Linked DNA regions of Mus musculus: all the other regions are linked to region 1. Evidence: chromatin loops called from intact Hi-C (ENCODE). Cell type or tissue: heart. All regions are shown on one strand. Links, peaks and the distances in the headings refer to the core of each region. The heading gives the core; the rest is flanking DNA. Region 1 has its middle 75 kb from the start of Gm31610. Region 2 has its middle 77 kb from the start of Gm31693. Region 3 has its middle 70 kb from the start of Gm31693. Region 4 has its middle 6.8 kb from the start of Gm31610. Region 5 has its middle 220 kb from the start of Gm31610.

Region 1 (6,263 bases), core at 519-5,518:
AGACTTAAAGAATAGATAATTAAACCCTGCTTCCTGGAAGGTGATAGGCCAACATAAATTATTCGCAATTCTTCTGCACAAGAGATTTATTGATTCTCTATTGCTTTGCCTAATGCAATCATTTAAAGGTATCAGTTTTGGGGCTGAGGCTATATCCGAAATTGGTAGAGGGATTCCTGGCATGCTGAGGCCCAAGGTTTTGATGCTCAGCACACACATCTGTTATCCGAGCACTCAGGAGATAGGTAGGGACAGACTGATCAGAAGTTCAGGGCCACTCTCAGCTACACAAAGAGTTTTAGATTTCCTCTCTCAAAATATAATATAAAAATGTCAGTTTGAATGCATGGTTATTAGTTTTATGATTTGATTAAAATAATCTCGTTTATTTTTCTGTTCAACAGAGAGGAAAGTTTATTTTAAAAAACCACAGTCTTTCACGTACATTTTTTTCTCCTTTAATTTTTTAAAAAAAGATTATATGCATGAGTGCTTTGGCTGTATGAATGTCTATGTACAAGTTATGTGCCTTGTGCCTGAGGAGGCCAGAAGTGACCATCAAATTCCCTGGATCTGCAATTACAGATGGTTGTGAGTCTCCCTTATGGGTCCTGGAACTGAACATCTCTGCAATGGTAGCAAGAGATGTTAACCACTGAACCATCTCTTTAGCTCTGATGCACTCCTCTTCACGTTCTTGATGACTGTAAACTGAATGTACAGTCTGCATATTCACACACACACACACACACACACACACACACACACACACACACACATACACACACACACAAACACACACACAATCAACTCAAGACACCAGCTATTCTCAATCAAGAAAATATTGAATAGAAATAAAAGTTATTAGAGTATTGTAAAATTAATAGTGACTGTCTTTTTCCTTTACAGACATTTATTCTAATTTGAACTTATTTTCTTCCTTTCCTTCCCAAATATTGGGATTATAGGTATGCACCACAGTGCCTGGTTTATAAGGTCCTTGGACTTGAACTAAGGGCCTGGTACATGCTAGGTACTCTATCAGCTGAGCTATATCCACACTATCCCCAATTTGAACTTCCAAGATGAAAAAGGTATGATATTATATTAATCAAAATATAACAAAAGTATATTTCCAGAAGTTTTTTTTTTTAATTAAAGTAACGCTATGTCTCAAAGCTGTGAATAAGCTGCTTATTGTGAATTTTTCTTTATATTTTTCTAAGTTCTTCTAGAGCTGTTACTGTCCATGTGACCCCAGGAGATTGAAGGCCATACCACATTTAATCAGTAGTCTTGTTTTGCCAGAGGGAGAAGAGATTGGTTGTACCCTGACTAAAATGCTCCATCTGTTACAGTGGCCTTCACAGTCTAGTCTCTGTCAACTCACCTGCCACACACACCATTCCAGTTATTAGAAAAGAAGTTTAGAAAATCAGCAGTCACTCCCTAGATAGATATCTTTTAAAAGGCTGTTCCTGACCCTTCTCTCCCTGAGGAGCTGTTGGCAGTTAAGAACTCTGAGGGGGAGAGGAGCCATTTTCTCCAGTGCTGCAGCCACTGGTTAGATGGCTGTGCTCCAGTAAATAACATCCCATCCATACTCTTGCATAAAAATCCTGATTATACTCAGTGGATCACACACAAAAACGATGATACCTGGAGTGAATCTGATCAAATTATACTATATGCATCAGACAATCCTTAAAGGAAACCAGTGTCATTCACCTGGTTGACCTGATTCAATGCTCTTTCTCACCAGCACCTGCTTTGCTGATGACACCAGGACCCTTTCTAGGTCCTCACCACCCCACCCCACCCCTGCTGTCCTGTGTGGCTACTTGCACCCTCACAGAGTGAAACTAGGAGGTGGTTCTTTGTGAATCACTTTTCTGTGTCCTCCAGTCTGTCCTGTGGTGAGTTTCCTTGCTGGGTGTGACCTACTGACCTACTGCTTGCAGATCACTTTCCTTGAACACTCCAGGGTGTCCTGAATGAATGGGGCCCTGGGTTAGAACAAGCTGAGATGACCAGTTGTCTCACAGAGACGGTTCTGGAATTCATGGCTTATTTTCTGAAAGATAAGAAAGAACAAGTGTCTGGCTGAAGTTTCATTGTGCTGTGTGGAGATGGAGTGTCATCTGATTGCCCACTGAAGTCCAGTGTTAGTGAGAAGCATCAGACTACTCAAGGAGATGGGGGATGCTGAAGACTGCAGAAGGAAAGGACCAGTAGGAATTGGGTTGTGGAGAGCAGTCTGGGCTCTGGGGGACATGCCTGTAATAGAGCTCCACCCCTGACCTCCACATCACAGAAGCCTTTGAGTAAGGCTTTAAGTTTGCATCTGAAAATCTTTAGCTCAGTTCTTAGCTTTCTTTATCTCTTTCGAGAAATAAATTTTCTAGACCTCTGTCCTCTCATTTGTAACCAAATATATTGGGCCAAAATGCTCTTAATTCTAAAGTTCTGTGGTATGTAAGTTTTTTGAAAAGTCCATAAAAGTGACTCATTAGCTAATATAGAACTGAATTGTGTGGCCACAAAGAAAATCTTTTTGTTTGTGTTTTTGAGACAGGATTCCAGTATGGACCCCTAGCTGGGATTCACTATGTAGATCTCAAGTGAGCTGCCACTTTCCTGCCTTCTGCCTCCCACGCTCTAGGATACACAGGCATGATCACTCATGCCTGGGCAAAAATAGATTTTAAACTCTCTCTCTCTCTCTCTCTCTCTCTCTCTCTCTCTCTCTCTCTCTCTCTCTCTCTCTCTCCAAAGATAAAAACAAACCAAAAGCACAGAGTGGATTTAGACACATCCTTCCTACTCAGGCGTGTTGAGGCTGTAGCTCTGGGCACAGAGGAGTGAATAGGTCAGGGCATTTCCCTGAAGCGTGGACAGACAATCTTCCACTGCTCCCTCCCTCCATCTCCATGTTCCTTGTCAGGATCTAAAAGTCAGACTGGGAGCTCACCTTTCAGGGCTGCTTCCTACACCCAAATACTCCCTAAAACCAAGAGCCTTTCCACCCTCAGCCTTGTCAAATCTTTGGCCAATTAATTAGTCCCTAACCCATTAGACCCGAACCTCACATGATGCTTTCTTCAGACAGAGTCAGGGTTCTAAAAAACTGCCCAAGCTTGAGTCTTCCTTGTATCTCTTAGTCCCCTTTCCTTAAGGATGAGGCTGCCACTGCCCCACTGTTCTGGAAGCTCATAGTATTGGCTGCTCAATTCTTTGGAAACCCAGCACAGCTTCCCCTCCCCCCAGCTGCCTTGGCAACAAAGATGAAAAAGGTTCTCAGAACAGTCCACAGCCAAGAAGGGCTCTCTGGGAGACGCTCTTCTGACAGAACCAGGCTGTTAAGACAGAGTCTATTTTCTTCATGCTTAAAATACATTGCTGTGTGTGTGAGCTGCCTCCGGGTTTGGGTGACAAGTTCTCCTATTTTTGTCACATTGCCCTGGTTTCACTGCTCTCCCACCACCCAGTGTCCTGAGAAGTCCTTCTGAGTGACAAAATGTCCCCTTTAATAAATCAAACCGTCCATGTGGGGATCACACCACTTGAAATAAGACCCTGTGGAATGTGGGCAAGCCAAGCTGTTGCTGGCACTGCAGCAGCCCCTGAGCTGGAATCTCCAGCACACATGCTTTGATTTAATTGGCCTAATGAGTCTGGGCTGGATGTGACCACATGATCAATCAGGTTCTAGTTATGAGATGTTGAAAAATGGGATTACAGTAGAGAAAAGGCTTTTGGCAAATTGACTACAGCCAGGAAGCTGAGAAGGCTTGATTTAACAATCGAATCGTTTTCCCTTTATTTTTGTCCCATCCCTTGCATGCTGATAAATCACAACAAAACTGAGGTGGGTGCCTTACTTGTATGTATTATTCATCTTGCAAGTCCCTGCTCTGTTTTGATCTAAAAATGCTTTTGTTTTTCAAACGCAATAGGTTTTGTCTTGTGTGACACTAAAAACAAAACAAAACAAAACAAAACAACAACCTCCCCACCCCAAAAAAAAAAAAAAAACCAATGAAGGTTTGCTGTCTAGAACAATGAAATGCCCTTATTAGAATCTTGTTGTCCTTGTAATAGACTGGGGAAGGGAGATAAGTGTATTTTGTATAGACGTGTACATATATGAAATCATTAGTTTGAACACTTACCTGCAAGTTTAGTTACTTATCAACCCCAGTCATTTCATTACTGTTTATATAATGAGGCCCTTGATGGGCTAGCAAGATTCTGGCATGTGGGTCCCCTCCCCCCATGTTTTTCTGTGCTTGCTCAAGGGAGGAAGGCCTTGAGTCATTTCAGGACAGAGGCTCCTTGAGCAGACATTGTTCCACTGTGGGAAATTAAGGGAACTTGGCAAGCATGGTTGGTTTTCTTCTTGACTCGTTAGGCCTGAGGGAAACACAGGTATCAGTGGCATACGGCATTCTGCTAGTCATCTCTAAAAATCTCTACAGAGAATTTTTACTTGTTATTTAACTGATCTTTGGTCAAACTTGTAAGATTGAAACAAATTTACTCAACTTTGGGAACTGGTTAACTTCTTACTGTTTAAATACATAAAGTTTTTTCCTTCATTTCCTTTGTAATGTGGGTGAGAGGTTTTATTTTATTTTAGTTCTTGCCCTGGAGCTTCCTTTCAACATTAGTGGGAATAGAGAATCTTAAATTTCTAGAATATTCTGAGCAAAGGCACTCTACTGCCGAAAGGACATTTTCATATGCCACACTACACTGTTTTTGTACATCTTGGCCCAGGGAAGTTCTTAATCACTCTGCTGTCAAGGAGCATATGGTTTGGATCTAGGCTCCACCCCTCATTAGCAGGTTTTCATGAATGAGATGGTAACCAAAGACCACTGCATAAGTCATGATGCAATGTGTCTGGCAGAGCTGAAGGTGTCCTAAAGAGATACCCATGTCTCTCTATGACTATCAAACCACTGGAACAGGAACCCTAAGAAATGGGAATTTCCCCACAGTAGGAGAACAAAACATGCCAGCCGGACTGGAAACTTAGCTCTCTGAAAGAATGAAACCCTTGCAACTAGGCTGAAACCACACCTTGACAAGACATAGGACAGCCTGTCCATAGCCATTTGTTTATCTCATTTCAGGATGATGAGGGAGAGTTTCACTGGATCTCTTCATCCCTCTTTCGCAAGTGGCCAGTTTAAATATACCTCTCTTTCTCTTTGCTTTTATTATCAATGTTATTGTTATTAATTTTTTGGCTCTTTTAATTGGTTATTGAAGGTGGACAGTTGAACTAGATTTGTTAGTGTATAGGCTGTGATCTTAAAGGCTAGTAATGGTGACTTCTGAGAAACTTCAGAAGTCATCTTCGTATGCAAACTGTCCATCTTCTTTGGAGTAAGTCAAACCCTAGATATCCGACTCACAAATCCTTGCTTTTCCTATGACACACAGCTGGGAAAGCATCTCCCATCATCCTCAGTAAAGCGATGAACATGCTAGATTCACTTTTGTGTTTCCTATTATATCCTATTATTATTGACATCACTTTTATTTTTAAAACTTTTACATTTATTTGTGTGTGTATGTGTGTGTGTGTGTGTAAACATACCATGGTGCACATGTAAGGTCAGAGTACAGCTTATGGAAGTTGGTTCTCTCCTTTTACTATGTAAGTTCCTGGAATTGAACTTAGTCATAAGGTTTGGCTTCAAGTACTCTTATTTACTGAACCATCTCAGTTGCTTTTATTATTTCTTCTTATTCTCCTCCTCTTCTTCACTCTCTTTAGCTTCTCTTCAACTACTGAGTAAGTTATGAGACTTTTATTTTTAATTTTTTTTGAGATAGCATCTTGTCATCCAGGTTGGCCTCAAGTTTTCTGCTTAGCCAATGGTGGCTTTGGATTTCTGTACCTCTCAAATGCTGGGATCACATGAGCATGACCATGTTCAGCTTTCTGAACTTGTAAAATACACTTCTGGTCATAGAAGCTGGAATAGACGTTGACATCTATAACTGTGTTCTTTCCTCCCTCCCTCTTTCTCTCCCTCTCAACTTCCTCCTTCTTTCCATTAAAAAAAACAAAAAGAAAAAAAAAACCTATTCCTTTTCTTTCTAAAAGCACTAAACAGTCCTGCCTATGTCTTCTTATTTGTGTACAGGTTCAAAGTTCCTCTGAAGGGCAGTTGTGCTCTATATTAAATACTTAAAGCCGGGAGAATTGGTTGTGGCTGACTGTTACAGAGAAGCAGTCTATCTTGGAG
Region 2 (6,263 bases), core at 488-5,487, 61 kb before region 1:
AAGGAAAAAAAAAAAAAAGAAAGCTTAAAAAACAGTTTGACCCTATTTTATAAACAGAAGCCAAAATAACTGGGATATGCTATACCATATACACATGAGTGGAAAATGAGCTTCATCATAAAATGTAGGACCTAAGTATCAGGCATATGAGTCTCTTGTGATTTCAGGAGGCTGTGAACAAAGGTTTGTTTTCTGATTGTGCATGTGGGTGTCTCTGGGCTCCCCTCCGGGCTTCGAGATTCCTACAGACAGCTGCCCTAGTTCTTAGGAAGCGAAACAGTGCCTTTTAGTAGTAACCTCCTAATACATGCTTATTTAAATAACTAACTTTTGCTATTTCCATAATTTGACACAATGGAATAATGTCACATAAAAGAGCACCCTTCACAGGGCTATAGGAATAGCTGTCTGTAAGCTGCTTGCCTTGTGTGGTGGTTTGAATGAGATTGGTCCTTACAGGTACTTATGTTTGAACATGTGGTCTCAAATAGTTGGTGGAAGTATTTGAGAAGGATTAAAACGTATGGTCTTGTTGGAGGAGGTGTTTCACTGGATTTGAGTATTGAGGTTTCTGTCTTTGTCTTTGTCCTCATTTCTGCCTCGGTTTCTATGTCTCTGTCTCTCTGTCTCTGTCTTTCTCTGTCTCTGTCTCTCTCTCTTTGCCTGCTGCCTGAGGATCAGGAGGTAAAACACTCAGCTGTTTACCACTCATGAAGTAGGATCTGGGAGAATGGAGCCAATGAATGAGGTGAACTATCATCTCATGCAATAGTCCACTTTATTCAGAGCATCAGACAGTTTATACTCTGAGGGTTCAGAAGGGTCATCTGAGTAAAGTGTACAATCACCAGGACAAATTGCACATGGCAGAAAAGTCACATGTGGCAAAACATGGTTTTCCATTGAGGCATATAAACAAATAACAATATACAAATAATCTGAGGTAAATTTACTCCTATCTGTTACACCTGGGAAAAATACAACAACATATCCCAAGAGCAATTCCATGTTTTGAAGAAATTGATGTCACGAGAGTCTTGTTTTGTAGGAATTTTCTCACAATTACTTAGAATTCTCACATGACTTCACTTTTGAAGCATGTTCCAAGACACTGAACTATTGCTCAGTGCCATGCTTGCCTGTTTCTTCCCCTGATGATCAAGGACTAACTCTCTGTAACTCAGAGCTTTCTTTTATGGCATAAGACCACCTACCTAGGGGTGGTATTGTCCACAGTGGCCTGTGTCCTTTTTTATCAGTTAATATTTAGACCTTTCCACAAGCCAGTCTGCCTTTCCAGGATACTCACCTTAATGTATTTCATAAAGGCTATGTTGATTACGCTGGTGTCATGTACATTTATGTTCCTATACATCTCCAGATGCCCAGAGAGGACCTTTTCTCATTCACCTTTTCCTCAGATATACCATTGTCTATCTTGCTTAGTTTCTTTCTTGTTGCTGTAATACCCTGATGAAAGCCAACTTAAGGGCAAAGTGTTTCTACTCAAAGTTCCATGTTACAGCCTATCCTGGTAAAGACATCAAGGTGGCTTGAAGCAGCTATTTCTCTTCAGTCCATGGTAGAAGAGAGCAATGCATTAATGCTAGTGCTCTGCTTGTGTAGCCCCCCTCAGCCCTGAAGTAGGCTGATCCAGACTTTGACCTTGCTGCCACTGAGAAGGAAATTACCTAAGGTGGAGCCTTCCTACCTAGATGACTCTTTTGTTCTGCCACCTCTGCTGCTCTCTCCAAGATACTGCTACCTGCTGAGAAGCCCCTGAGGAACATCTTATTCTGCACATCGCCTACAGGCTGGCTCCAGACACCAAGAATGGACTGGCGGGGGATGGGCCTTCCCCTTTTATAAGTAGTCTCTCTTAGTAAACTGGAGGGCCTTGAACAGAATTATGTCTTGGCTCCATTAATTTCTCACCATCTAAGTCTCTTTCAGCCCCAGCCTGCCTCCCAGGTATACCCGGTCCTTGTAAGCCGTGGGCCGGCTTACAACATGCTTGCCCTTTCCACTTATATATACAGACCATCATTAAGGTATGGGGGACTTTTGGGATAGCATTGGAAATGTAAATAAGGAAAATACCTAATAAAAATATTTTTAAAAGGAAAAAAAAAAAAGATAGGTCTTCCCAAATCAATCAATATAGTCAAGATAATTCCTTCAAGCTTAGTCCTAGGCCAGCCTACTCTAGACAACCTTCTACTAACTCCTTTCCAAGCTGATTTCAGATTCTGTCACCTTGACAATTGAAATTAACTATCTCATCTTGGTGTCTTCTCCCTGCTTTTTATTTCATCCAATGGTATATTTACCAATGGTATTTGGCAAAGCCCATTTTCCCCATCTTCCCCATGGGCTCTCATTCCAAGACTATTGCAAAATGAAAGACAAGACAGAAAGGTCACAGACAACTCCTTCCTAAGTGATTGGTGGCAGGCAGATTCTCCATTTAAGGACACATTGTCATAAAATTCTAGAGAGAGAGAGAAAAAAATGTGGGTTTATTTTATTTTTATTTTTCCCGAGTGAGGTGGCTAATCCATTGTGCTGTTTTCTGATGCACAGATGGAAACTTATCATGCAGATGAGTCTCTGAAGGAAATAATTTTTGTTTAAACTCTGCCTTAGGAACTTGAAGGGAATACAGAACAGGATTTCTTTAATGATCTGGCCATATTCTACTGCTGATTGCCAAGCCCGAAAAAATGTTTGGCAGAGGGTTTGGCTTCTGAGGTTTGGACACCTTCCAGCTAATCTGCTTTGGAATTCTGAAATATAAATAAATGAGTTCCAGTACAAACTTTCTGAATGTTGAGCTGTCGGGCTTTCATTTCCCTCCTGCCTTGCTTTCTGAGTATTTTGGTCCAGAAATACCAGTCAAGCAGAAAGAAGAAAATTAATGGATTTCTCAGAGGTTATTAATGGCCGTGGCTCTGAAGAACAAAATGAGAGTGTTTTCAAACTTCATGTGTCTTCATAGTGACTGACCTGTGTGTGGAGATTCCAGAATGGTTTCTCTGAATTTGATTTAGGGGAGGAAGAAGAAAGTGTCTCTTGCTGCTTTGATCCCACTGGAAGCAAGATTCTGAATGGCTCTTTGTTATACAGGACATACTCAGCTTTGTTTTGCTTTCTTATCTGGGAGCCCAAGGTTTGTTTTTTTTTGTTTTTTTTTTTGTTTTTTAAGTCCTTCAGCATCCTACCAAGGTGTGCTTGTCCCAGGAATGATTAAAGACAAAATCAAGCATTAACGATGACGATGACTTTGTAAGCATGTCACCTCTGAGGATGTGTACTCCCTTCATCCATCTTCTGTCACCTCTAAACAGTTCAGCCGGTTCCTGGAGAGTTCTGAGGGGACATAGTTTTATTTTAATTAAAGAGAAGATAAAGAGAAGAACTTCCTACAATCATCTCATGAACACACACATAGACAAATCTACACATGATCACACATACAAAACATATGTAGTGGCTAATGTTGATTGAATGGATCTATTATCACTTAACAGGTACATTGCCGAATCTAACCAGAGGAAGTTTCTAGATTATGTTGATTGAGGTGGGACTATGCTCCCAAAATGTGGCACTATTGTTTCATAAGCTAGAATTTGAGAATGACTCTAAAGGAGAATTTGAGCTGAGTACCAACTTTCACCTTGGTTTCCTAATCGCAGATGCAATGTGAGTAGCTGCCTTTCACTGCTGATGTCATGGTTGCCAACATCATGGTGGTCTATAGCCTCAGAGTCTAAGCCAAAGTAAGCCTGTGTTTCCTTCAGCTGTCTTTTTAAATTAGCACAGAGCAAAGTAACATATACCACAGGTGTTCATACTTGCAGGAATGCTCAGAAAAGCAAATGGCTATAGAATTCTTTTGTATCTAGTGCTGTATTGCTCACGTCTTTGGAGGCTGGGGTAATCTCCAATGTATTCCAAAGAGTAGAGATAGACAGGTACCACTACTAACTTCTTTCTTCGATGTTTACCCAAAACTTACAATATGAATATAGTCCTGTATATGATGTGCCCTTCAGTAAGACTGTGTCAATTTCAAGATTTTCTTCAATGTTTCAGACACAGTAAAGTTTATTTACCTTTAGTGTCAGTTTGAAGAAAAGAGAGTAATGGTTCCTGGGGTATAATGCAATATAGTAAGATTTAAATAATTTTTCTCATACCATTAAAGTTTTGGATCTTATTTTTACTTTAAAATTTCACTTCGGGGGCATGCAAAGTAGCTTTTAAATAAAGGGTTTACCAAGCAAACATGAAGATCTGAGTTATGTCCCTAAAATCCACATAAAATAATTAACTTTAAACGTCCACTTGACATAACAGAGACCCGGGCCGGGCGTGGTGGCGTCCGACTTTAATCCTACCACTTGGGAGGCAGAGGCAGGCAAATTTCTGAGTTCAAGACCAGCCTAGTCTACAGTGTGAGTTCCAGGACAGCCAGGGCTACACAGGGAAACCCTGTCTCGAAAAAACAACAACAATAACAACAACAACAACAAACAAACAAACCCCAGAAAAACAAAACAAAAAAACAAGAAAGACATTACCGAGACTCATCTGGCAAGAGAATTTCAATGAGGGCTTGTCTATGTTGGATTGTTCTATGGTGGTTTCTGTTAGGACTGGTCTTAATAAAATTAGTTGGTGTTGGTGGCACCATTTTCTAGATAGGAAGTTTTGAACTGACTTAGAATTTTAAAATTCAAGCAGAGCACAACTGTGCAAGCAAGTAAGCACATGCACACGTCACTTCTTTCTGCTCTTCACTGTGCATGTGATGTGCCCAATAAGCTCCCAGCGCTGTGACATCCAGCAGTGATAGGCTGTAACCTGGAATTGTGCAGTAAAACAAACCCTTTCTTCCAGAAGTTGCTTGTTGTCAGGAGATTTAATCACAGTGACTGAAATGAAGCTAGGAAAAAGGATGTGGTGGTGCAAGCTTACAATTCTGTGTCAAAGGAAATCAAAACTCCAGGGAGTCAAATTTATAAGGTCCAAAGGCCAGCCAACCTAGCCTACTTGGTAAGCTCCAGGGCAGTGAGAAATCTTGTTTCAAAAACAAGGTGGACTATCCCCCAGGAACAATGCCTGAGGTTTATAATTGACTAATCCACACATACAAAGGCACTTGAAGACATACTGAAACCCACAACCACATATGTATGCATACAAACATAAACTTGCAGGTGTACATTCACACTGATCATTTCTGTGTATGATTTTTCTGGAGGAAAAGGGATATTTTTAGTGTTTGTCCTTTTGCAGTGTCATTGAGCTTGTCCCATTGCATGTAAGCTCATGTGAATGAAACAGTCATGAACCAGACTTGACCATGGGCTAGTTGGACAGGTGGGCAAGCCACCTGATGCCTACAAATGACCCCTAGCGAGTCCCCACTGACAGATACAGTTCCTCACTGTGTTTTATTTTTTCTGAACATCTTAGAACATAGTAGGCCCTGGAAAATCTGCAAGGCAAGTCAAAAATAGTTTTGTTTGTTATTTTCTCTGAGGGACTGTCATTCTCCTGCCGTCCTTCTTGAACTCAGCTGGGGTGCCTAGCACTTCCAAGACCTCCAGGTTATGGGTAAGAACCTTTCTGTAATATATGTTACTCTCTTCTTCCCTTGCCTCCCCTGGTCTTCCCTCCCCCTCCCCTCCCCTCCCCTCCCCTCCCCTCCCCTCCCCTCCCCTCCCCTCCCTCCCCTCCCCTCCCCTCCCTCCCCTCCTGCTCTCCTCCCCCTTCCCTCCCCTCCCCCTTCTCTCCCCCTTCCCTCCCCCTTCCCCTCCCCTCCCCTTTCATTCCCTCCTTATTCTTCACCTCTTTCTGTTACTCTTCACCTCCTACCTCTTCCTTCCCTGGTGCTGACTTGGCATTAGGATTCTCATTATTGGCATGCAAACAGGTATAAACAGTGACCACATTATTCCTGTGTATCACAACGTTTGCTAAGCCTAATGGCTGACCTGTCTGACTTGGTGGCTGGTTAATGTGCATTTCCCATTTTCATAACTATGCAGTCAGTGGATAGCTGTGAGTCTTGTTATGCTCTGATTAAGAAAGTGTCATAGACTTCACCTACCTGGAGATACCATGCAAGTGGGTGGTTGCATTTGGTGAGTGCATGGTGGTGGACTGCAGACACAGGAAGGTCTGGGAGAAGACCACTTAGAATGAGGAAGGCCAAGAAGAAACGGCAGGAGAAATGGTGTGCGAGGGAGGCTATT
Region 3 (6,263 bases), core at 438-5,437, 68 kb before region 1:
CTTGACATTGTGAGATAAAGAACTTGCAAAGTTGCAGCAGAGTTCATTTCTTTTGGGTGTCTACAGCTGGGCATACAGCTTATTCCTAAAGTAGTTTATTTCCCCAATGAGGCTTTCTTGGAGGAAAGTCAATTCTCATTTGCAAGTAATTATCAATTGGAGATTGCTTCTGGTTTAGGAACGGGTTCATGTGTCCACTCATTTCAATTCTAAGAACCCAATCTGGTACAGTCCTGCATAGGCTCTGTGGATGTTGTCTCAGTCTCTTGTGAGCTCACATGTGTGTCATTGCTGATGATTTAGAGGGCCTTCTTTGCCCTCTGGCTCTTACACTTTTTCCACCACCTCTTCTGCAGGGTTCCCTGATTGCTGATGGGAGAAAGGTGATGGAGAAATCCCATTTAGGGCTGAGTGTTTCATCCATTTGCCTGCTCTGAGGCAGTCTCTAGCTTGAGAGCTTTGATGAACCTTGTCTTGGCTTCTTTATTCCTATTTGCAAATGAGAAGAACTCAAGTCTGAGTTTTAATACATTGACTGTCAGGAATATTAGTAAAAGGCCTCATAATTGGTCATAGTTTCAAACTTCAAGGAGTTTTTAGTTTTAGACCTTACAATGTGACTGAGCAGGATTGTCGTGATCTGATTGATTAAAACATGAGTAACTTCCTTATTTGGATCATCCTGTTCGAAAGTTCCAGATTATGCAAACAATGCCAAGCTGCCTTTCTATGACTGACTACCTCATTTTCTTTTATTTTTGAAGTAACTACTTAAAGGAAATGGACATAAGTAAACTTGTTCAGTAAACGTTGTGCCAGGCTTTGTTCCCAGAAAGAACACTAGAACATTCCATTGAAGATCAGAGCCTAAAGTGGGTCCCCTTAAGTTGGAGAAAGTATTCTAAGTTAGTTTGCCAATCTGCTACCTCCATCTTTCCTTCATCTCTACCCTTCACCCCGTCTTTCCTCTTTTTCCTATCCCTGCATTTGGGATGGGGCATAGATGATCTTGCTCTGTAACCTAGGTTGGCCTAGAACCCAGATTCTCCTGTTTGTCTCCTAACTGCTGAGGTTTTAAGTGTGTGCCACCAAATTAGTCTCCCCTTAGTAAAAGGGTTCTATTAGGGGACCTACTTTAATTTCTTTTAAAAAAAACTTTAAACTTCTATGGTTCTACAATTTTAGAGCAGAAATGTCAGCACTGGAACAAGCTATTGGATATGTAGTTCATAGAGTTAGTTAAGACTTACACAAATTTTTTATTTTATTTTATTTTATGTTTTTATTTTTATGTCTTTCCCCATCTGCAATTAGGTAAAACTCTAACCTACCTTAGTTTAACACAAATGCCAATCCAGATTCGATTTCTCGCCCTTCCTTGTTAGCTAAGTCAACTCTGCTTAACTCTATTAAAAGTGCTAAGAGATTAAACAAATGCCAGGGAGTCCGCGATACCGGTCTTTGACTGGTTCTTTGTGATATTTCTTTTGCATTTGCTGCCAAAGAGAGAGGGCTTGTAGTACAGTGGGCTTCAAGCCCACTCTCAGGATGAGCACAGAGCCAACCAACCAAGTCTTTTCTGTCTTTTCTTTGACTTTCTGTAGATAAGGCTGCTCTGCCTGGCAAGGAAAGGCCCTGCAGCTGTATAGGGAACTAACCTCCCCTCCTCCACTGTGGCTTAAGCCTAGCAACTTCTCTTTCACAGTCTCATGAACCACTTCATTATCATAATTTTGAGGATGTTGGCCAGGAAAAGAAATTAGTTGGTAGGCAGGAAAGGCAGTAATATGTGTGTTTATTTCTGTCCTCTCTCCCTGGAGCTTTTGGACCTGATGTGGATAGTGAATTCTAAGACACAGCTGCCCTTTTCTGAGAGCAGCAGTCTTGGAGGTGGGGGAGGAGGCTAAAACTAAGCAATGTTTGCATTTGCTAATCATAATAAAGAGGCTATTAGGAGCTGACTGATTAATCGGCCACTGCAGATTTCAATTATAGCTCAGACATTTAGATGTTTATGTGTGTGTGTGTGTGTTTGAGAGAGAGAGTGAGAGAGAGAGAGAGAGATGGATACATTAAGCACTGGTTGTGGCTGGCATTGAAACTTACTTCCATAGTGTGAATAGAAATCAAATAATTCTTTCTCTCTAAATGTGCTCTGTGAAATTATAAAGTGCTATGTAAATAAATTGGTGCTATTTCTAATGCTCAAAGCTATGTCTTAGACTTGATGAATATTTATTATTAACTCATAAAGTAGAGTTGTAATTAATTTTATGAAATTGACATACTCAGGGGATGTATCATTTCTAGCTTATCTGTTTAACCAGGTGTATGTTTTGTGAAATAATTTTATATTAGTGATATTCATAATTCCATGGTTTGTTATGTTGGTAGGCTGAAATTAGCATGCTTGAAAATTATTAAGGATAGATGCCTTCCTCACAACCAGTTTTAAACACCTTCTTCTTTTGTTCCTCCTAGTACACTAATTTTAAGGGAGAAGAAAATATTACATTGCTCTCTTTAAGAATTAAAATATTAATGTGAGGGTGATAGTAAAATACATGTGACATGGAAAACTGGGAAGGAGGCTTTAAAGATTTGAACAAGGGTAGAATAGATAAGACAGGAGGGGAGTAGACTAATTCAACCACGGATGTAACTGAGATTTATGGAAACCCACTTGTTTTTAAGTGAATTAAAAAACATAATTGAAACATGAAAAGGAGCTTAAACAGAATGGGTGGACAATGCTGCTCCCAGAAATCATGGGTTAGCAATTGAAAATCTTAGTGCTCTGGGATAACTCCTTATGGTCAGGGAGACCTCAGTGGCACTCAAAACAGCACAGATTATTGCCATTATTCTATCTTGCCCATCATAACTAGATGGTAGGATATTATAGCTGAAGATATAAGATACTTTGCTTGCAAGATGTAGATGAATCAATCTCTAAATGACTTGGAGATTCTTCCTTTTCTGGCTAGCTTTCATAATACCAAAAGGTGCTATGTAGGCTTCGAGGGGAAAAAAAAGATTATCAGTTGTCCTGCCCAACCTTAAACACTGTATCTTACAATAACAACCAGCTAGACAAGATGGGCACACTGGTATAATAGTGGCATAGTTGTTATAGGTACAACAAACTACTTTCTGTTTGGATTTGATAGCTCTTCTTAAGGAGAGATTTCATATTTTTTTACTGTAAATCTGGTTAGAAGCACAGAGCTGGGAAGGTAATAGGCTATTCAGGGAGAGGAACATATTATTAATATTTTTGCTGAATGGCAATATTATTAAACTACCTTCAAAATTTTTATGTACGTACCTATAAATTTTTGTTGTTCTTAGCCTTCATGAGAGATTATCTTTTTCTTTTCTTTTGCTTTCTTTTCTTTTCTTTTCTCTTCTCTTCTCTTCTCTTCCTTTCCTTTCCTTTCCTTTCCTTTCCTTTCCTTTCCTTTCCTTTCCTTTCCTTTCCTTTCCTTTCCTTTTCTTTCCTTTTCTTTCCTTTCCTTTTCCTTCTCTTTTCTTACAATGGGTAGTGGTTTATGCAAGCAGACTCACAACTGGTGTTAGGATTCAGAGCCTAGACAAGGAGCTGAGGTGGATATTTAACATACCAAAGTGGACCTGGCTGCCAGGTTCTTCCAGCATCCCATAGTCCCTACCTGTAACCTGCATGGCTGGCTATTCTTGCACTCTGCTCTGAACTAACTTTCCAGCCCAGGGGCTGGGTTTCCCTTCCCCCAGGAGTTTTTTTCCTATATAGTCCAGAGATTTTGGTCTCCTCTCTCCCTTTCTCTCTCTCTCTCCCTGCATGAACATGCTCTTTCTTGCTTTTTTTTTTCCCCCTCTCCCCTTTATCTTCCTCCTCAGGGCAATTTCCCTGGCCTCCTTAGGACCAGTGAACCCACCTGAGAGCAACTTTCCAGTAAACTTGCCTTTATATACTTTAATTAGACTTGAATTGGCTCATTTCTTCAGCAGAAAATAACTTATCACAAAGTGCTGGGAATAAGTGACTGTGAGTATTTAGCCAGAGATGAGCTATCTGTATCACCTTCCTTTACCCAAGTCTCTGGAAACCTAACAGAAATGTGAGAAAGCTGTAGGGTGTTGGAGGAGAAGGTATGCGAGTTTGTCTTCTGGTTGTGAGATGGCTGGTACACACACAAAGGCACAACATTTGTGGTTACCTTAATAATAACCACACCAGATCAAACTGGTTGACTCTCTTACAGGGCTGGGGGAGGAATCTAAGAGTGTTCACCTCTAACTGAGGAGGTATTTGAAGTTGACGGCTGCTGGGGAAGGGAAAGTCATTTTTCTTTCATGGGTGGCTACTATATGTAGGTTGCTTATGCTCCAGTAGATGACCCTAAACCTATTCAGACATGCATAGCACCACATGGACTCAGTGGGATATTGGTGGAAACTACAGAGGACATAAGGTTGAAAAGGGTATGTATGGGAGAGATCTAGAGGAAGTTAAATGGGGCAAAGATATCAAAATACATTGCACACATGTTTGACATTTTTCAAAAAATAAATACATACTATGTTTGAAAAAAAAAAGATTTAAAATACTGTATGAAAGAGGAAAAGGCGAGTGCAAAAGGCTTTGCTGAAGCCTGCTAAGGGGAGCCTGATTTCTGCTGGGGAAATATGGTCATTTTTATTGATTTATTTTATCTTTAATTCTTTCAAATCTAAAAATGGTATCTGAGTTATATTTCTAGACTGGGTGGTAAGTCGCTTTTTGATAAAGAAAAAGAAAGACTATTGTTTCTTTTCTTATAAGTTAGTCCAAACTGTCTTGTCAGACACCTGGACAGAAAACCATGCCTCAGGAAACCTGTCTATTTTAGAAGGTTAAGAAATAATATACTGCCTCCTCCAACATGTAGTTGGTACTATGGCTATTTTTGCCATAGTCCCCTTTCACATCTTGGGGTACACTACTTTGTTTCTGATGCAATTTGTTTCCTACACTAAGCTGTGTGGGGCTCATTTGAATTTATCCAGTGTGGAGGAGCTGAGAATGCCAGAGTAACATCCTAGTCACAGCCCATAAACTGTTTGCATATGATATTCACTTATTAACCTTTCAAAATACTGCCTGCTGTTATTCCATTCCAGCTAGGCAACCGATGCACAGTTTAATGTTATCTTAGACCTGGAGGTAGCAATCTAAGCATCAATAGGACATTGGGGGTATGGAGTGAAGTTCAGTTCTTCACAGAAGAGGCCTTGTGAAGAAGGCCATGAAGAAAGTGTGTCAATAGCTTCTATGAGGACAAGTCCATGAGGTCATGGAGGTGATAATTATTCCTTCTATCTCATGAGCATGTTTTCAGGTGAATCGGCCTCTCTGTGACATTGTGTCCTGGTAAAATGAAAGATAGACCCAGGTGGATGAACTGCAAAGTTTTTTGTTTTGTTTTGTTTTTTAGATTTATTTATTGTGTACATATGAGTATTCTCCCGCATGCATGTATGTATAACACATCTATGCCTGGCCCATGTGGAGATCAGAAGAAGTCCTCTAAAACTGGAGTTAAAAATGGTTGTAAGCCACAATTTACTGGGTACTAGGAACAAAATCTGGATCTTCTGTAAGAGTAACTGGTGCTCTTATGCACTAAACCATCTCTCTAGCCCTTGGATTAACTCTTATTAGAGGAGACTGTAGTATGTAATACTCTAACCACGGGAACATATCAGAATGCCATGTTTCCCTAAGGGGCTAGAAGTACTCTATTCTTTTTACTAGAACTAAGAGAGGGTAGTTATAATATTTTCTTTTCTAGCATTACCAAGGAAACAGAAGGTGGGGTTCAACACATCAAGAAGGAGGGATCTCTGCTCAGGGGAAGACTCCTAATCCCTGTCTAGAAAGCTAACATGTTGCTGTCAGTTAAACCACATTTGGATTTCTCTCTACTAGTTACAGTCAACATTACTTCCAAAATAATATGGCACATTGACAACAGTATCTTCAACTGTGACAAACATTCAGATTTGAAAGTATGTCTGAAGGTTGAAAAAATCTGAATTATCAGTTAGATTCAAGTTTGGCAAATAACACCAGTAATTTTGTCAGTATTAGCATAAGACTTAAAAATACTATTGTGTGTGTCATATGTGTGTGTGTTTGTGTGTGTGTCAAATGTTATGTAAATATAAGTGTAAATAAGCTCTGAGGTCAGCATTAAAAAGAAAGCTTATGGAAGGAGTTACACAGACAAAGTTTGGAGCTG
Region 4 (6,263 bases), core at 365-5,364, 68 kb after region 1:
CCTGCTCTAGTGAGTATTGCAGCCAGTCTGGGGCTGGGTCAGCTCTCCTGCTCTCATGACCCTATAGCAAGCTCCCCTGACTGCTGCAGTTGGTGAGGGTAAAGTGGGGGGATGCTTCACCCTAGCACCCATGCCATCTCACCACAGACAAGTGGTGGGACCAGCTCTTCCATGTTCTCGTCCTCAGGGCTGGTTCACTTCTGTCCCTACCACTAGAGTTAGCTCTGCTGTGCTGTCCAGGTCATGTGCAGGGCCTGTTCTCCTACCTGGTGAAGCTCGTGTGCATCACAGATAGCACTCCCAGCATCATGGATAGCACTCCCAAGCTCAGGACCAGCAGGCAGCCTTCCCCACTGACAGAGATGACAAGGAGCGGTGGAGGGGGAATCATCTCTGTGCCCATGCTACCAGCCTACAGCATACCTGTGGCAGGGACAGTTCTCCCACACTCATGCCCTCAGGGCTGGCTCACCTACACCCCTGCCACTAGGGCCAGCTCTACTGTGCTGCTGCCAGTGAGAAATGGGGCCAGCTTTCCTGAGCTCCTCATCCAGTGAGTGGTGGTCTAGTGGTTGCCGCAATCAACGACATCCTCATGTTCTGTAGTGATAATATGAACTACAGACACCTATACTACTGCATAGGCACAGACTCAGACATGACTCTCAGCAGCAGTATTTCTAGCTGGGACCTCATGATGGCCACAGGCTGGCCATATATAACAAGCTACTTCTCTCCATCCTGAGTCTGCAGTTCCATTTCCTGTCATAATGCTCAAGCTGCTCCACTTTTTTTTTTCCTCTCCCTTCTGACCACCACACACAAGCACATTGTGGTGGCTTCCACTTAATGCTGACCATGCTGCTGGCAGACCCCTGGGTGGCATCCTTCATCTGTGCTGTGTTATGTAGTATGACAGCAGTTGGGTGTCTATAGCACACTTGTGCCATGGGCTAGAGGGCAGGTCTGTGGGTCACATAACGAGCTACATGTCTTTGTCTGTCTTTCTCCACCCACTCTGTGCTGCCTGGATTTGATTTCACTTTTATGAATCCTAGGAACAATACAGTTTTTACCACCAAGTCAGGCATCAAGCTAAGATGAACAAAGGAGAGCTATCTGCTCTGCCTCTGACTGATACAAGAACAACAACAAGAAAGTGTCTTGTTGCCCATTGCCAAGGGGTATGGGCAAAAATCATTATCAAGAAGAATTGCCCAGAAAGAAATGAAATAGCAAAAAAAGAGAATGAAGCAGAGAAGGGACAGAGAACATCTGCTCAGAGGCAGAGCTCAGCAGTGAGTCATCTCCTCTCTTTTCCCGGACTTTCAGCTCCCCTCAAATTGTCTTAGGTCCAGGCTACCTGTGCTTCCCTATTCCTGGATTTCTGTTATTTTCTATGGAGTTTGCTCCTCCACCCCCTGTTAGTAGTTGCCTTCATCTTCTAGTTGTCTTCATCTTCATCTTTGAGCATTATGACAAAATCAATGGGCCTTGCCACGTTTTGAGTTCTTGGCTTAAGTCTAACTGAAGTCTTTAGGCTAAAGCCCTCCAAGCATCAAGGAAAACTAGAACTAAAACACTTCAGCTATCAAGGGGAGTGAGTGCCAGCCTTAGAATGGACAGAAGCATGTCCCCCTCCTCCCTTCCTTTCCTGCTTCTCTTCTCACAGACCAAAACAGGAGGACTTACTTCACCTGTTCCAAGTGGATAGCTATTTATTTGTCATTATTCACTTCTCCATCCCTTTCTAGCCCTTACTCCCCCATCTCTGTGTGTGTGTGTGTACATTTATGTGTGTCCACGTACATGACTATGTACATGTGTGCTCTCTGTAAAGAGATCAGAGGACAGCCTTGCTGGTCATTTCTGTGGTACCATCTATCTACTTGATTTTATTTTCAGAATAGGGCCATACCCTGGTCTGTCAATGGCCAAACCAGGCTGCTTCATCACTGAGCCTTGGGATCTGTCTGTCTTCACCTGTCCAGTACTCAGGGGTTGAACTCAGGTCCTCATGTGCTGCGCTGACCTAGCTATCTCCACGATCTCCGCAGGTGTTACTAAGTTAGTAACTAAGAGGGTACAGCAAGGCTGTCTGGGAGAAATGTAATATGAGCCACAGATGAGTCACAGATGTATAACTTAAAAGTTTTAACTTATATGCAAGTACAATTAAAGATTTTCTAGTAGCTTTGTGAAAGTAAAGGAAGGTTGAACTTAATTTTAATAATGTACTTAATCCAATATTTCTAAAGTACCTTTCTGTCCTTTTTTCCCTCTCCAAGTTTACTGATCAGGAAAAAGGATTCAGGGAGCCAAGGTAGACTGTCAAACATGCACTGTGTTTCTGCCTCTTCAGTCCTGGCACTCATTCGGCTACCCTCCTGATGCACAGCACAGCACTCTGGGAGGAAGAGGCATTGTTCCAGGAGGGAAAAGCCTGATAAGACTGTGCAGCTGTGTAGTCTCATTGACCTAGGAAAATCTTGCCTTCTGAATCTTATGAAAAAAGAAAACTGAAATTGTGGCTTGTTGTTGAAAGACTTTGCAAAAATCTTTTATTGTTTCAACCTCCTACTGGTATCTTCTTCTTGCAGGGCACAGCATACAGAGTCAATAAATATTTGCCAAGTCAATATAAGCATTCAGTAAATGAAAGACACAAACTAAGACTGGTGAAAATATCAAGAGCATTTAGTGAGGTAACTCTGGTATAGTACTTGTTCCCTTTTCTCACTCTCCCCTTTTTTGTTCACAGAAGGGAGCAGAAACTCTCCTTGACTCACACACCTCCTAATCGTTCAGAGTCCAGAACCCTCTGCAAACCAAGGACCCTTGTTTTTGTCTTTTTTAACATTATTTTTATTCCTCTGCTTAAAACAAATTAAATCAATGGGGCTGGGGATGGGGGAAGGTGCTTGTTGTGTGAGGACCTGAGTTTAATTCGAAATATCCAAGTGACAATGTGGACATTTTAGTCCTTTCTTTGTGGAGGCAGAGGTAGGCATCTCCATGGATCTTTCTAGCCAGCTAGTCTAGAGGAGTTGCTTAGTCTCAGATAGAGTGAGAGACTCTCTCAAAAATAAGGTGGAGAATGATGCAAGAATATATTTGACATTGACCTCTGGCCTCTATGTGCATGTGTACATGAGGCTGAACATCTTCCCAGGGCTGACTCTGGACAATCCTCAGCACAGTTATTTGTGTCCTAACTCACTCCTTGGCTCCAGGCTGCTAGAGGTTCAACAGTGAACAGGGTTCATGTTTGTGAGTATGTTTATAGAAGTAAGGATGGTTCTGCCAAGGCTGTGGAAAGACAGCTCTGTTGTGAAATATAATGAAATTAGGACACCATTTAACTTAGTCTTGTGCAGTGATGCTGCTCTGAGAAGCGAGGTGGTAGAAAATATCCCCAGGATAAGAGAGAACAGGATTTACGCATCAACACACACACACACACACACACACACACACACACACACACACAAAGAGAGAGAGAGAGAGAGAGAGAGAGAGAGAGAGAGAGAGAGAGAGAGAGAGAGACTCACATGGGGAAGGGAAGATAGAGAGGAGACATGCATGCATGGATAGCATACTCACAAACAAGAAAGAGAATTGGAACTAAATCTACTGCTAAGTTATGTCTAGTGGACTGAAGGAATTTGTTACCGCAAGATATGACATCTAATTTGGAAATGTGGGGGAGAAATTTTCTGCTACTGAAAGAACTGTGTGTTTTCCGAGAGTGCCGTTATAAAGAAACAGAAATGCAATTATTTTGGATTGTTTTTGGGCTCTGGTATTTTTAGATCTTCCTATAAACACCTCCCTGGAGGAGCACACTGCATTTGGCACGCCAGGGTAAATCAGCCTGTTCACAGGAAAGGCAACTGACAACTTGACGAGGTGTCTGGGCTTGTAGATGTCAGAAAGAGGCCAGGTGCTGAGGCAAGATATTCATGTATTTTGAGTCTTTTGGTGGGACAGTTTCTTCCTCCAGCCCTCTTACCTGAGGCTGAACATCTTCCCAGGGCTGACCCTGGACAATCCTCAGCACAGTTACTTGTGTCCTAACTCACTGCTGGGCTCCAGGCTGCTAGAGGTTCAACAGTAAACAGGGTTCATGTTTGTGAGTATGTTTGTAGAAGTAAGGATGGCTCAGGCAGGCCTGTGGAGAGACTGCTTTATTGTGAAATATAATGAAATCAGGACCATGTGAGTTAGTGCAGTGATGTTGCTTTGAGAAGTGAGTGGAAGAAAATATCCCCAGGATAAGAGACAAAGGATAAAATACCTTGATTTTTTTTTAAGTGCAGATTTTTCCTTTCTAGACCAATTGTTAAATAGGCCTTGTTTTGTTCAGTGGGGGCTGATAATGAAATATCAGGCTATTAAGGTTATTTCAGGTTCCTGTGTCTCCCAGGGTCACACAAGTCTTCTCATATGCATGTTAATCCATTTCAGCCTTCCTGCCAGTAGCTGCCTAAGTAGGGCAATCGGTTTAGTGTGCGCCCTTCCCCCACCTCACAGTTTAGTTATGAGGCAAAAGCTACTAATTGCCAGAATGTGCATTGAGGATCAATCCGTGCTTTTCTATTTCACAGACACAGCACTGAAATTGATGATTAATAAATGATTAATCTGGTGGCTGATTCCTCAGAAATGGAAAGCACCAAGTAAAAGCACAAAGGTGGCACCTCCTCCTCACCCATGTTTCTGGTGTGGCTTGCCCTGGCGAGCCCACGCATGCACTTGAGGAGTGTATGGAACTACATGGAGGATTTGCATCACAGACTGGAAACAAGGACTGCCTCACACCCAGCTCTGCTTATGTTCTCCTTTTAAGGATCATAGCTGCTCCATCTGCAAATATTTCCTAAAGAAAATCCTGCAGATGTGATTAAATCTCAGAAAACAGAAGACTGTACAGTGTGATTTTAGAATGACTCCTGAGTGTCTCCATCTCAGGGTCTTGTAGGGAGCCTTTTCTGGTTGCTATGATTTCAACCTGGACTATTCTCTATACAACAATTACAACAGAGCGGTAGCATTTAAACTATTGGGCTGAAATTCAAGCTCTCCCACCTACTAAACATTTGATGAACAGCAAATTAGTTGATCCTTTCAGGCCTCAGTTTCTTCTTATATCACAGGCAATAATTTTACCTTTATCAAAGTATTCTTCAGTGTTGATCAATTTATTTATTTGCTTATCTAGAAATAGGGTCTTGCTAGGTATCAGATTGGCCTCAGTCTCCCATATGCTGGGATTACAGGTCTGTACCACCATGCTCAGACTGGTAGGATTCTTCCAAAGACTAGATGAGGTAGTTCATGCTTAATAATCACTATGAGAACAGTTAAAATAAAGGAAAATTCCAGACATGTTTCAGTGAACTCTAACCACCTTTTGTCTATGATTTCATGCCAGTGTTAGATGTTTAATCCTAATGGTCAGTACCAAAGGGAGAAAGAATCACTAGCAAACAAGCCTCTTTCTAGCCACGTTTGTCATTGAGCAAAACTGTAAAGGTGCACTCTATTCTCTTCTCTTTTGATAAAAGCAAAGCCTGTTCACTGTAAGTGGCTATTAGAGAGCCAGTCTCTGTAGAGCCCATTCCATGTAATAGGTACTCAAAACTCATTCACACAATAATGGCTTAATATTTTCTGTAGTAAGGAGTGGCGGTAGAAGCCCTAATAAAACACCACATCGGCTTTGGAAACTCTGAATTTTGAAGCAGATGTTTTCTTAACATCCCGTAAATACTCCAATCATCTCAAACTGCCAGGCTTTCACCTTTGTGCAGATTTTAGAAATGTGCCCATTGAGTAATGGTTCTGTCTAATCTGCTTGACATTTATTGGTACTCAAAGAGAAGCAAGGTTAGAAGATGTAGTGGAGCCCATTCTAAATAAATCAGCGAGAGAAAGCACGCTGAATCGCAGGGGGAAATTACAGTGTCCAAATCATTTATACACCGGTGATTACCGTCTCACCTGGGTCCCCTGGATGCCACACAAGAGCCTGTGAAACTAGAGGAGCCATTCATCAACCCCAAGCCTAAGCCCTTACAGCTGCACAGTGAGATCCACTACTGAGGTGGAGACCAGCAGTGATACGGGGCAGGAGTGTGTCAAGAAGGGACAGGCAGGCCTGGAGGGCTTCTGGGACCATTTCTGTATTAAATTAATTGAAGGAGCTCTGGGAAATTACATCTATAGCTGCCTTAGTTCCCTAATAGAAAAATCTCTGCACG
Region 5 (6,263 bases), core at 888-5,887, 300 kb after region 1:
GCTCAGTGCCACCAGACTGATCTCTAGTCCTCTCCCAAAGCACTTCATTTAACTTCCATCTCTTTTCTTTTTTGGGGCGGTGGGGTGGGGTGGGAGAAGGGTGCAGGGCTTTTATTGATTATAACTCACTACGTAGCTTAGTCTGGCCATGAACTGGTGGCAATCCTCCTGGCTCAGACTCCTGTGTGCTGGGTTTACAGATTTGCCACCATGCCTGGCAAAAACAACTTTTAAAAAGCTAATTGGCACTAGTATGATTTTGAAGTAGGATTTCAGTTTAACATTTTAACAATATTGTTTTTTATCATTTTTTAATTTTACAATTAATTTCTTCAGAATAAATCCTTTATATTTCTTTCTTTTAAAAGTCTGCATAGTTTCTTATCATAACTTTGGAAAACACATTACATAATTATTAAAATAATTTTTCTCATATACAGGCTATACATTCAGTGAAACTGTGATGAGCAAGTTTATCTTCTTTCACTGTCTGGCATCTGAAGGTTCTTTTCACATAATTTCCAGATTTTTTTCTTCCTCTTATTTTTCATTCTTACATCTGAAATGAACACTATATCTAGTAAGATAGCTCAGAAGATAGACCATGTAAGGATGGCTTTGATCTTTAGCATAATAGTATAAGTTTATAATCTCAGCACTGGCAATATAGAGGCAAACAAAAAGCTTTGGTTTTGCTGGCCAACTAGCCTAGTTGACAAGCTACAGGCAACTGAGAGACCATTGAGAGAAGCAGAGACAGAGGTAGAGAGAGAGACAGGGAGACAGAGAGACAGGGAGACAGGGAGACAGAGAGACAGAGAGAGAGGCAGAGGCTGAAACAGAGACAGAGAAGGAGAACAGAGTTTCAGAGACAATACCAGGAGATTTGTTTTGCTGTTCTGCACAAACATGCTTGAGCACTTGCACAAACAGAAACTTTGCACATGCAAGTGTAAGTGTGCACCCCTACCCACCGCTTACATACACAGGAAGGAAAATTAATTGGGAAGAAAATATGAGCAAGCATATTTTGTTTCTTTTCCAATTGCACTCCTCTCAAGTGCCAATTCTCTTCATTCAAGACACAGGGGAACTGCAGCTGTTTGAGAGTGGGCAGAAGCGGGATGGAATTACACGGACACCACCATATGTGTATTGTGTAGAGTCCCTTGATTATTCAAAAAACTTCTTGAAGCTTCCTAGAAAGAATTATTGTTTCAAAGATTTGTGCCACATTTTCATAATAAAATTATTCAGGAAAAATGCTTTTCTGTAAATATTCTCTATATTCTCACAAACTTCTGAGACTTTGGGGTCAAAAATCAGGGCAAAATTTGTGTTAATTACACACCAACACACATGAGAAATGATTTTATTCATCCACGGGACCCTCAGAACTATTGTGATTCTCTCTGGAAAGTTTCTTTAGTGTACCCCTATGATTTTCTCTCAAATCCTCTTCTACAGACCTGAAAACAGTGCGTGGAAAGCCCACATTTGCTATGGGCATTCTGTTACTGTGATAGAGCAGCCACTGAATTAATTCAGTTGGCATTCAGGTAGGCTCTATGCCCTTCAAGACTTATTTTATTTGTGAATGTAACACCATAAGTGACCCAAATCATATACTATAAACGTCTTGGGTGTAAGTAGAATAGTTTCTGAGAAAGCATGACGACCTGAGTTCAATCCAAACTAGTCATGTCAAAACTAGAGAATGGAGTTGAACACTTGTAATCCTAGCACTGGGGAGGCTGAGACAGGAGTCAATTTAGCCAAATTAGTGAGCTACTTTCAGTGAGAGACCCTACTATAAAAAGCAAGATATATAGAGAGACTGAAGAAGACACTGGGAACCAACCTCTGATGTCCATACACATACACATGTACACATGTTCATCTTTAAAAAACACATTAGCATGCACATGTATACACACACACAGACACACACATACAACTTGTGATAGCACATCTGAATAATTTAAATGTTCAATTATTTTCAAAGTGAAAGTTTGCACACTTCCTATTGAGTGAGATGACTTAATCAACAAATTCCTTGAGATTATTTTAATAATTAATCTGAATTATCACGTGGAAATTTTGTTTTACTTTTTACGTGTCTATTTTCTTTGAAGTTCAAGCATACTGCTGGAACACCAATTAGAAGAAAATTGGATGTTATTTAATACAAATTAATATTGTTGAAGTTGTGCAGTTTCAACACTTAGTAGCCTGTGACTGGAGAACTACTATGAATTCTGGGATAGCTTAGACAATTACCTGCCAATCAGAGGCACAGCAAGACTTGGTCTCAAAGAAAAAAAAATCTCCTCATCCACTAACAACAAAAATCTGTATATGGTTTACTCTGATTGGCCATGACAAACAAAAGGCAAAGGTGATTGAAATTCCATCTCTCTGTGATAATGGAACCCAGGCCGACAAATCTCAGTTCAGAAGTCATGTCACTTTCTAGGTCACTAGCCAATAATTAAAGTCCTTAGAGTCTGAGGAGAAGGCTCCCAGAGGGAGACTGGAGAGGCACTACAGACCCTCTTCTAGCTGCTCTCTATCCCAGTTTTCTCCTCTCAATATGAATTGGCGAAGCAGAAGCAGCCCAGTTCCATTGTGTAATCTTCCCCAGGAAAACCTCAGAGAATGTGTTTATGGGAACATGAGAACTGTTAATGAGGTTGAGAGGGGAACAGGCAAGATAGAGAGAGTAGTCGAGGGGTGAAAAGAGCTATCGTATCCCTAGAAATCACTGAGGTGACTGCTATGTCACCTACATCAAAGGCATACATGATATTGTGCTTGGCAGTCCACCTTTGGTCCTTGGCATGGCTCAATACCACTCACTGATGGAGTCTGGCACAGGATTCTCAGGGCCATTTGGTTTTCATGACTTTTTTGATGATGAGACTTGGAATTGCTGAAGCCCTGCATGGGTCTGGGGTCAGTATGTGCTTGCATTAACAGCCCTGATTCCTCGCTGCTAGGTTTCCACAGTATGTATGTGTCTCTCAAATGGCAAGCACACAAAGACTCAAAGAGAGCACACACTGTACTTATAAACAGAAGTAAACAGAGCACAGGCTGGCTAAAATTTCATCTTATGACACTGAGAATGTTCTAAGTTTATAGTTTAATGTACAGAATGTACAAAATGTTAAGAAGCAGATTAAAGTAGTCTTGGCAGGCCTGAGATTTAGATTTCCCACCATTTGAACAGAGCAAGGTTAGAAAGGCGAGGGCTTCTCTTTTACTGATTCTTTCATAATATTCACACTGTTCTCCTTTCACAGTCTAATGCGTCTGTCCCTCATGATGTATCCCAACTGTTTGTTAGGGCCACTGTCATACAGAAAGCGTGGAAGAGTGAAGAAAGGCCTGATTGATCACAAGGTCCTATCAGATGTCAAAGCTGGCTCTGGATGACCTCGCATCAACCCAGAGCTGCCTGATTTGATCTTTACAGGAGCGGCTTCTCCTGGCTGGCAGTTCTATCTGGAAGCCATGCGTCAGCACTGAGCTATGACCTGAGTCATGCTGCATTCATCTTATCTGAAGGAAGGAAATAAAACTAGAGGGTTGAAAGAGGGGAGTGCTCAAAATACATACACATTAACTGAAGCCTTCTGTGTGGGTGCATTCTAGGAGCTTGAGCAACATTAAAAATGATATGAAAATGTAACTATCTTGACTCCAGTGGTATAGCATGGAAATGTGCCTCCCTCTACTGCCCCTCAGTCCTCGCCTCTTTCTTCCTGCCTCTGTTTCTAGCAACCTCATAACCTCATGCAGCTGATCTCAACAAGGCTCAATGGGAAAGAGGAGAACATTTCATAAATTTTCTAGTATCTTTAGAAATGCTGCCTTTAAGAATATCACCAAATCTTAATAATCTGCATGGTAGTTAGTGGTTGAAGACACAGAGCAGATAAACATGTTGCTAGACAACTGCAGCTCGATGCTTATCACCATTGGATCAATGGAAATCCATCTTTCAAAAATTACAAAAAAATCATCAAAACTCAAAATTTGGGAGAAAGTATTATACCAATCATGACACATTGATGTCATATGAATTTGTACATTTTTTATTTAATTCTACTTTTCTTTGCAGAAATTTGAACATGGAGCTTCACATGTGCTAGGTATATCAAGCTAAACTTCCAGCTTTGTGCTTTGTTTTCAATATATTTTCTAATGCTCTAATTACTTCTATTGGCCTTTTAAGAGAATCACCCACACTAGAAACTAAACAAAAGATTACTTCCTTAGTTATTTGTTATAAAATAAACTTAGAAAACTATGTTATTTTCTAAAGGTGCCCCTAAGCCACAGTGCGGACATTCATTCTAGGCTTCACCAAAGAGTTAAGTAGGCCTGGCCTGCTATAAAAAGGGCTGTATACCCCCTGCTTGTGCTCTGTGACCTTTCTCTCCCTCGGACTCTCTTCTTTCCCTTACCCATTTCTCCTTCTCTCCCCTCCCCCCTCATGTTCCTGGCTGCCTGCTTCTTCCCCTTCCCCTTCCCCTTCCCCTTCCCCTTCCCCTTTCCCCTCCCCCTCCCCCCTCTCTCTTTCTCTCTCTGTCTCTACTCTTTTCTCTGTCTTTACTCTTTTCCCATGCCCCATTCTACACTATACCCATCCTATGGCTGGTCCCTCGGGGAGAGGTTGATGCTTCAGCAGGGGCCCACTGGGGCACCCTTCCCACTTCACTATACTGTGTTCTACAAAACATATACTTGCCTTTTTATAAAACACAACATTTGGTGCCAACACTCAGATTTACAAACTTGCAAGTTCATATTTTCCAACGCAACATGGACTTTCTAGCCAGTGGATCGGTAGACCTCCATCCAAACAGTGGTAAATTGGTAAGCTTCACTACCCATTCCTCAGCATAAATGACCCCTGGTTGCAAGGAGGGCTTTTGGGCTCTCAGCCACTCTCTGGTGTCTTTGAGGATGAAGGTATTCACAGTTATGACTGGCCTTCTAGCTGACTCCTCATTTTAGGATCCTTTCCCCTGGGTGAGAGTTTTCTCTCTCCTTGAGGCGGTTTATTTATTGCTCCTGGGAAATCTTAAGCCTAGGTGCACCGTTCTCTCAATGCCACAAAAGTTCAGCCCGGACTTCATCACATGAAGACCCGATGATTTGGCCTGTGTTGCCACTGTTTCTAGTAATTAATTTATCCTCAGGATGCAGGTAGGGATAATATTTATAATTTCTACTCTCACCTAAAAGGAAAAGCCTTTGCTGCTACTTCTAGGTTCCCTACCGGGATGCCTCCCAGCCTTAAAGTCTTCCGAATTCACAGGCTAAATTGGGGCCCAGTACCCATGAGCTATAACTCTAAGTAGCTGCATAATGGCGGGCGCTGAAACGCCTTATTTCCCCACCCTCCGCTTTTTGCCCCTCCTCTTCCTCTCTCTGCACCCCCCCCCTTCTCTCACTCTCTCACCCACCCTACTTTGCTACTGCCACCGCTCCTTAGCTGCCTGGCACTGAGTCGAGACACCAAACACATCTCCAGCCTCCTGCAGCTCCTGAACGCCACTGCTGCCACCACCACCATTGCCAGCTGCTTGCCCAAACAGGCAGCTTTAGAACCGTGCTCAACTCAGACCTGCCATTCTGCGCAGTGTCAAGAGGTTGCCTGTTGTGACAGGGAGAGATCTCCTGTCTGCCAGACAAAACATGTCTCTTTGTCTCTGCTGATACATAACAACACTTCTGCCTTTGCATTCTAAGATTGAACATATGACTTTCCTCCAGAGGTAGAGCTATCACTTCAGCGCCATTTTAGCTAAGGGTGATCTCATGTCTAGCTGTAGCTTCAGCACCATCTTGGTTGAAGGCAGTCTCGTGACTATCTGCCATCTTTGTTATAGGCAGTTCCCAACTCTCTGCCTCCTCACATTAGAACACCACGACTTAAGGTCTCCAAAGACACGTCAATTAAGATAAGGTTTTCATTTGATTTGTATCCTGCCTTAGTTAAATAATAATTTTAATATCAATGTAAACATTTACAACAGCAAACAAGTTAAAGATTACTGCCTTAAAAGTAAGTTTAGCCTTGTTTTTGCAAGTGTCATCACTGCTATTAACTTAAAATATATTCTCTTTATTTACTAGATACATTCTAGAACAAATAAATAAACACAGGTTGTCTAACTCAGATACACTTAATAGATACTGGCTCTCAATCTTGTTAGAAAGCTGCTAAATGTAACATTAAAGCTTACTAG

Evidence for each region. A loop is a pair of places that touch in the nucleus more often than their neighbours do. Peaks named below come from ENCODE experiments on the same cell type or tissue, not always from the same donor. Only the 100,000 strongest peaks of a DNase experiment are listed, where the experiment ranks them.
Region 2: it touches region 1 in a loop (2.0-fold over the local background); 2 of 42 quality-filtered maps call a loop at or near these places.
Region 3: a loop joins it to region 1, with 1.9 times the contacts of the local background. A loop is called at or near these places in 3 of 42 quality-filtered maps.
Region 4: it touches region 1 in a loop (2.0-fold over the local background); 4 of 42 quality-filtered maps call a loop at or near these places.
Region 5: it touches region 1 in a loop (2.0-fold over the local background); 4 of 42 quality-filtered maps call a loop at or near these places.

Annotation. Positions count from the first base shown.
Region 1 is chr3:21,561,680-21,567,942 of GRCm38, reverse strand. No RefSeq gene overlaps it. Among named protein-coding and RNA genes, the nearest start is that of Gm31610, 75 kb to the right of the region's middle. In heart, for the core only: no CTCF peak of the experiment used is centred there; DNase peaks (open chromatin) are centred at 3,282 and 3,442; H3K27ac peaks cover 2,231 bases.
Region 2 is chr3:21,622,731-21,628,993 of GRCm38, reverse strand. No RefSeq gene overlaps it. Among named protein-coding and RNA genes, the nearest start is that of Gm31693, 77 kb to the left of the region's middle. In heart, for the core only: no CTCF peak of the experiment used is centred there; a DNase peak (open chromatin) is centred at 2,753.
Region 3 is chr3:21,629,434-21,635,696 of GRCm38, reverse strand. No RefSeq gene overlaps it. Among named protein-coding and RNA genes, the nearest start is that of Gm31693, 70 kb to the left of the region's middle. In heart, for the core only: no CTCF peak of the experiment used is centred there; no DNase peak of the experiment used is centred there.
Region 4 is chr3:21,493,361-21,499,623 of GRCm38, reverse strand. No RefSeq gene overlaps it. Among named protein-coding and RNA genes, the nearest start is that of Gm31610, 6.8 kb to the right of the region's middle. In heart, for the core only: a CTCF peak has its summit at 2,411; a DNase peak (open chromatin) is centred at 2,413; H3K27ac peaks cover 1,471 bases.
Region 5 is chr3:21,265,839-21,272,101 of GRCm38, reverse strand. No RefSeq gene overlaps it. Among named protein-coding and RNA genes, the nearest start is that of Gm31610, 220 kb to the left of the region's middle. In heart, for the core only: no CTCF peak of the experiment used is centred there; a DNase peak (open chromatin) is centred at 3,511; H3K27ac peaks cover 660 bases.